Regions from separate parts of the Homo sapiens genome. Here all the other regions are linked to region 1. Evidence: chromatin loops called from intact Hi-C (ENCODE). Cell type or tissue: A673. All regions are shown on one strand.

Region 1 (2,500 bases):
CTAGTAGGTCTTTTGTTATTTGCCATGGAACGTAGGAAAAAGTTGACTCATATGACACAATATGAGAACTCAGAGTTATTTAAACAATTTTGAACACTAAAGTAATATCATCTTATTAGTAGCCCTCACTGGTGACATTGAGGTTTATTTTAGACATATTCTAAGTTAATTATTGTACATACACTTACTTAATGAGAACAATATCTTAGTTATGAAGTTTTACTTAAAAATGGATGGCAACTTGTGAACACATCTAGTATATACAATTTTCTCCTCTATAGAAAACATTTTTTTTATATCGGTGAAGGATTGTTAACATGAGCTAGTTATTGAGACATGCAAAAAGCCTCAGGAGATCAGGATGGATGTTGTAATTGTATTTGTTGAAACAGAATTCAACTTGTAAATATAATTACCCTTGGCTGTTCAAGTGATCACTTTTCATTTAGATTCCAGTCTGGTCCTTAGAACTTGAAAGTGAGATGAAGAGTCGGGGAGAGGGTTTGAACATTGAGAGGCCATAACAAAGAATGAAAAGGTCTGGGGTTGGTTAGTACAGATCGCAGAAGGGTATAGAACATTTAAAATTAGCCTTCAGATCTATTAAGGGATATTGCTCAGAAAATGAGAGCCAGCTGCACTCCATCTTTTATGATGAAAACCCCAAATCAAGTGGGCTTATACTTTTGCATCTAGGAATCAGATTAACCAAAAAGAACTCTCTTCTGGGAGGTGGTTAAATACTGGAGTTGAATATTTAGATAAGGTTTGAGATCTCACCCTCTGGAGAGAGTGGCTTAAATTTAACTCTGGGTCTCTGTATATTCTTAGTTAACTGCCAAATAACAGAGAGGCACAGGATCCCCCTTCATCTCCCAGCCAACACCATTGCTACCATCTCCTCGTTAGGGGCACCCATGGCCTGTAAGGGAGCAGCAGGGAGGCAAAGGAGGTCTAGGTGGCAGGCAGGCCCCAGAGAGCCTTCTAACTGTCAACCCCTAGGGAAGTCCCTCCCTCCCTCAGGTAGGAGAGGCAGCAGTTCTCAGTGGATGCACTGATGTCTGGAAGTCATTAAACAAAACTCAGGCTCATTCTCATCTACAAGAGGGTGGTTTCTGTGTGGTCCTGCCTGAAGCCAGTGGTGAGGACTGACTGATTTCTCCAGGTTGGCTCTATGATTTTATCAACGTGAGTAATTTGTAAGCTCTGGGCTATTTTTCTTTTAGTAAATCTTTCCTAGTACTGAGTAAACATCTTCCTTGGGAGGGAAAACAAAGTATTCCGCTCTTATAAAGTGGTCATGTGCCATACGAGCCTTTAAAAGCATAAGGAGGCTTGGTGCCTGGCTTCCAGTGAAGTGTCTCTTAAGACTGAAGTGCATGAAATAGCTAACTGGCGCCATCTGGAGGGGAAGTGGAGTCTAAACAACAACGCAAGTTTAAAAAACATTGACAATGACGTAAATGCAAAATTTTATAATATTTATTTTATTTACTTTTATTTTTATTTTATACTTTTAAGACGGAGTCCTGCTTTGTCGCCCAGTTTGGAGTGCAGTGGCGCGGTCTCTGCCCACTGCAACCTCCGCTTCCCGGGTTCAAGCGAATCTCGTGCCCCAGGCCTCCCTAGCAGCTGGGACTACAAGAATGCGCCACCACTCCCGGCTAATTCAGAACATTTTAAAAAATGAAATTCCCTGCTTCTCTCTTCTCCTCTCTTTTCAGAATCCATCCAGACTGATCACAAGGGGGCTGGGGCCTCGCGTTCCTATAGAACCTTAACTTCAGATCTGACGTCATATCCAGTGGAGGGTATGCGTCAGTTGTGGAGTTTTACTATACATGACACACTCCGTTATCAAATGGCACGATTTGGCATGCCATGTTAATCATATTTGAAATTAATCTCAGAATTACATTGTCTCAAAGTGTCATCCACTAATCATCTTCATCAGAATCAGCTGGTTTTTTTGTTTTTTTTTTTTTTGACGGAGTCTCCCTCTGTCGCCCAGGCTGGAGTGCAGTGGCGCGATCTCGGCTCACTGCAAGCTCCGCTTCCCGGGTTCACGCTATTCTGCTTCAGCCTCCCAAGTAGCTGGGACTACAGGCACCCGCCACCATGCCCGGCTAATTTTTTGTATCTTTAGTAGAGACGGGGTTTCACCGTGTTAGCCAGGATGGTCTCGATCTCCTGACCTCATGATCCGCCCGCCTCGGCCTCCCAAAGTTTTGGGATTACAGGCGTGAGCCACCACGCCTGGCCAGCTGGGGTAATTTTTAAAACTGCAGGTTTATAGACTTCAGTTCAGGCCCCCTGAATCTGAATTTCTTTCATAGTGCATGGGATCAATTAACTAAATAGAAGTAAATTTTGTTTTTTATTTGATCAAACACAAATATAGTGCTTACTATAGGCCAGGTGCTATTATTAGAACTTCATAAATATTAATGTATTGATGCATTTATTTGGTTTTTCTCAACAACCATAGAAACCTAGGTGT
Region 2 (2,500 bases), 93 kb before region 1:
TCTGGGCCTTGGAGAGCTCATCAAGCTAATGAATACCAAGCGGTTAGGCCTCTCAAGAGGTGGGCTGCTACTGTTCCCACGAGAAAAGTGTGTGTGCCCATTAATTGCTTTGTGCATGGGTAGAGCTAGTGAGTGTGCCTTACCCTCCCACAACTTAAGGCAAGATTTCCATTTCTATTTCTCTTATTCCTTATGTAAACAATCTTTTTTTTTTAAATGAAGGCTTGAACCACTTAATCTAGGTTGGTGTGAATGTAACTGTGGTTTTTGCCATAATATATATAATATATATTATATAATTATATAATTTTTATATTACATATTGCTTATATTATATATATATAAATAAAATATAAGGTTCTTCCCCTGCAGTTACCATCTACAATTGGTTTCAGTATTTCTAAAGAGGATTCTCATGCACTTCTGAAAGGAGTTTGATTCTCTCCAGAATTTTCCCAAGTCATTTCACAGTGTTCTCTAATAAACGCTGTCTTTTTAAAAAGAAAATAAGCATGGCGTTTTGTCCTCAAACTGGCCACCCACTGTCCTACTGAGTCAAAATATATTCATGAAATACAGTTGTATTTTGCAGAGGTATAATTCACAGAATTCTCAAGGATAGATATATCTGGAGAAATTGTATCCCAAATAAAATTCAAATTTCTCACTCTTCTCAGAATTTATTATTGTCCAAGAGTGGCCACAGGCTGAGCAGGTTTTTCCTGCCAGATAATATAGTTATCTTTTTTTTAAGTTGTGGTAAAATGTACATAAACATTGATTATACCACTGTAAACATTTTTAACTGTAGTGGTTAACAGAATTAAGTACATTCACAGTGTTGTGTAACCATCACCACCATCCATCTTTAGAACTTCATCTTCCCAAACAGAAGCTCTATACCCATTAAAAATCTTCATTCTTCTCTCTAGTAAGCCCTTGGCAACCATCATTCTACCTTTTGTCTCTATGAATTTGACTACTCCAGGTACCATATTTAAGTGGAAACTTACAATATTTGTCCTTTAGTGACTGACTTGTCTTTAAGATTCATCTATGTTATAGTATGTGTCAGAATTTCCCTTCCTTCCTTCCTTCCTTCCTTCCTTCCTTCCTTCCTTCCTTCCTTCTTTCCTTCCTTCCTCTCTTTCATCTTTCTTTGTTCTCACCCTGTCGCCCAGGCTGGAGTGAAGTGGCACGATCACGGCTCACTGCAGCCTCAACTTCCTGGGCTCAAGCAATCCCTCCTCTTCAGCCTCCCAAGTAGCTAGGACTGCAGGCATAAGCTACCATGCCCAGCTAATTTTATTTTATTTTTTTAGAGACAGGGTCTCGCTATGTTGCCCAGGCTGGAAATTTTCTTCTTTATTTAAGGCTGAAGAATATTCTGTTGTATGTATATATCACATTTTGTTTATAAATTCATCCGTAGATTGACATTTGGACTTTTCTACCATTTGTCTATTGTGACTATTGCTGCTATGAACGTTGATATACAAAGGTTGAGTCTTGCTTTTAATTCTTTTGGTATATACCCAGAAGTGGAGTTGCCGGATTATATGGTAATTCCATGTTTAAATTTTTTAGGATCTGTCATACTGTTTTTCAGTGACTTCACCATTTTACATTCCCACCAGCAACGCACAAGGGTTCCATTTTCTCCACATCCTTGCCAACACGTGTTATTTTCTGTTTTCTGACAATAATCATTCTAATGGGTGTGAAGTGGCATCTTGTGGCAGTTTTGATTTGCAGTTCCTTTATGATTAGAAATGTTGAGCATCTTTTCATGTGCTTATTTAGCCATTTGCATATCTTCTTTAGAGAAATGTCTATTCAAATATTTGCTCATTTTTGAACTGGGTTATTTGTGTATTTGTTGTTGAGTTGTAAAAGTTATTTAGATATCCTGGATATTAATCCCTTATCAGATATGTGATTTGCAAATATTTTCTCCCATTCTGGTGGGTTACCTTTTTACCTTGTTGATGGTATTCTTTGATGCACAGAAGTTTTTAATTTTGATAGTGTCCAATTTATCTATTTTTTTCTTTTGTTGCTTGTACTTTTGGTTTCATATCCAAGAAATCATTGCTAAATCCAATACAATGAAGGTTTTGCCCTATGTTTTCTTCTAAGAATTTTATAGCTTTAGCTCTTATGTTTTGGTCATTTTTATATATGGCAGAAACTAAGGGTTCAACTTCATTCTTTTGCATGTGGATATACAAGTTTCCCAACACTATTTGTTGGAAAGACTGTCCTTTACCTATTGAATGGTCTTGGCCCCCTTGTTGAAAATCATTTGACCTTAAGTGGGAGGATTTATTTCTGGGCTTTCTATTCTATTTCATTGCTCTGTATGTCTGTCTTTATACCAGTACTAGACTGTTTTGATTATTGTAGCACTGCAGAAAGTTTTGAAATCGGGAAATGTGAGACCAATATTGTTTTTTTTCAATGTTGTTTTGGCTATATGGGGTCCCATGAGATGCCATAT
Region 3 (2,500 bases), 790 kb before region 1:
CTTGAACTCCTGGATTCCAGCAATCCTCCTGCCTCAGCCTCCTAAGGCGCTGAGATTACAGGTGTGAGCCACCATGCCTGGCCTTGTACTCCACGTTATTTTAAAAGTTCTTTGGTGTGCCAGTTTTCTATAAGTGCCTGGTTTTGTAGATAATATTTGGTATATGCGTTATGAAGAAATTGTTCCTAGTTGTATCATTTTTAACATAGAAGAAGTAGTTTAAAATCAGTTTGGGTCCTGGAAGAAAGCATTTTACATCACTGTTTTCTCTCTTCCTTAGTATGCAGTTATTTTTTCTTACTGTAGCATGAGTACCTGTAGTCACTTGTTTATAAATTTAGACAGTTCAGTTCTTAGACGAAACATGTTGAAGAAGAAATATTTCTGATGGATTTAAATTTTCAAAAATGCACGTTTATAAACATTTTCAAGAAAAAGCAAGACACATTTTTGAAACATTTATTTTAAAAATACCATTTTGAAAACCCATATTTTTCTTCCTTGAAACTGCTTTAGAATCTGAGAGAATATTAATTTAAGTAACCATTCACAGAATAATGACAATTTGCTGCTTGTTATTAGGGATGCTTGGCTTCTTTTTTTTTCTAATTTAGGTAAAAAAATGAAATGAGAGAAAAATAAGGAGAAAAAGGAAGTATCTTTTACTTTACCAAAAATGTTTAGTTGTTGCATGGGTTTTGGTGATGGCTAGTAGAGTGAATTTCAACTTTGCAGTACACTTCCTTCGTCTTTATACTTCATATTTAGACATTGAATCACACTAATATTTTGGTGAAGAACAGTCTAATAACTACAAATATGTCAGGATTATTTATTTGTCTCCATACTTACCCAACCTTCAGTGTTTCAGGGTAAGTATTCAGTTTTCCAAAGCTGACAGAATTGTGGTCAAGAAATATTAGTTGATAATCTTATCCTTTTTCGTGGAACAGCTATCTAAAATTTTACTCTAAAATAATCACAGTATCTTTGTTCACGTAGCAGATGTTTATAATTCGGGTAAAAATGTGCAACTATTTCCAAGAACCTTAGGTTATGGGATCCAACTGTGATTTTTTTTTTTTCTTTAATCTTCGTTGCCCTCTCGTGTTTCAACTCTGTATTACAGTTGGCTAAGACCTAGATGATGACCTCCTTAATTTTTAGATATTTTTGCATTTTAGGCAATGTTGTTTTTAATTTGTGTGTAGGTGGATTGTTTCATTGGATGTTGCTTTTCTGAAGATAAGGTCATTTTCATAGTACGTAAAGTTAATAGTTGAGTTAGATTCACTGTACTTTTATTTTCTGACTTCTGCTGATCTAAAGAATTGATTCATCTACCTGACTTATTTGAAGTACAGTGCTAATATCTAATATGCATATAATGAGTCTTTGAAATTGAGCAAATGCCTAATGAAAACATAATTATTTTTCAAATATCTGTCAAGTTCCACTCATATTGAAATAACTTGAAACCTTATGACATGGAAAAAACCCAAGTGAATCATGGTTTTAATAAGTTGATATTCTGATGCCTGAATTCCAATTTCAGAATCTTTTGTACTTTTTATTAAAAGGAAGAATCATCCCTAAAATGACTTCAGAGTACGTCTCAAAGGTACAGATAATTTAAAAGCAAGTGATGTGTATATGTTATTATTACTTTTTAAAAAGGTATTCTGAAGGTTGTCAGTATCACCATAGGTATAGAATTGACATAAACTATAGTGAAAAATATCAATGTTACTAATTTGAGTACATTCTTAGCACTCAGAGCAAGAGGAATGAAAGTCATTTTTGCTAATGTGCATTTTTCTTCTTAATTATAAAGCCCCACTAGCTTCTGCTTCATGATCTCAGTTACTGAGAAAACTAAAACAAAAAGTAAATGTTTTTAGAAATCCTTTTGTTTGTGTAAACTGAATATCCAGTTGATGGAGTTGGACAGCTAGGGTAGGGTAGAGAAAACAAAGCACTGTGTTCACTCATTTGACATGGTTCTGGACATGGGTTCGCCATAACTTAGCAATATATGATCTCTGGCAAATCACCTAAGTTTTTTTTTTTTTTTTCTGCCTATAAAATGGGGTAATAATATCTAATCTATTTCCAGAATCCTTTTTTGATGAATTAATGAATAATTCATTGCCAGCCCCATAGCGTCTTGTGAAAACCAAATGAGAAAACATATAGAGCAGTTTTGAATGTTTGGCAGATATGAAGTATTATTGTCATGTTTGGTTATGAGCACTTTGAAGACAGGAATCATGTCTTAGTTATCTTTATTTCCTGAACATCTAGAAGAGGGCTTTAGAACGTAGTAGTTCCTCGGTATATATATGAAAAATCAATGATTGAGGTCAGGGAGGCACAGTCAGTGAATCCATGCATGGAAGAGATAAGCTGTGAAATATGCTGGAAGCTTACTGCATATTTGATGTATTAGAGTGAAAACCTAATCATGCAGTTGTTCATCCTCATTAATATGGATAAGTCA

The links. Hi-C counts contacts between places; a loop is a spot of excess contacts. Peaks named below come from ENCODE experiments on the same cell type or tissue, not always from the same donor. Only the 100,000 strongest peaks of a DNase experiment are listed, where the experiment ranks them.
Region 2: it touches region 1 in a loop (9-fold over the local background); 4 of 110 quality-filtered maps call a loop at or near these places.
Region 3: it touches region 1 in a loop (3-fold over the local background); 9 of 110 quality-filtered maps call a loop at or near these places.

What each region holds. Positions count from the first base shown.
Region 1 is chr1:64,268,148-64,270,647 of GRCh38, reverse strand. No RefSeq gene overlaps it. Among named protein-coding and RNA genes, the nearest start is that of UBE2U, 66 kb to the right of the region's middle. In A673, a CTCF peak has its summit at 1,399 (motif pointing left); a DNase peak (open chromatin) is centred at 1,367; H3K27ac peaks cover 2,248 bases.
Region 2 is chr1:64,360,774-64,363,273 of GRCh38, reverse strand. No RefSeq gene overlaps it. Among named protein-coding and RNA genes, the nearest start is that of CACHD1, 110 kb to the left of the region's middle. In A673, no CTCF peak of the experiment used is centred here; DNase peaks (open chromatin) are centred at 523 and 1,093; H3K27ac peaks cover 2,500 bases.
Region 3 is chr1:65,058,720-65,061,219 of GRCh38, reverse strand. It overlaps a transcript of JAK1 not described here. Among named protein-coding and RNA genes, the nearest start is that of MIR101-1, 1.5 kb to the right of the region's middle. In A673, a CTCF peak has its summit at 1,131 (motif pointing left); a DNase peak (open chromatin) is centred at 1,079.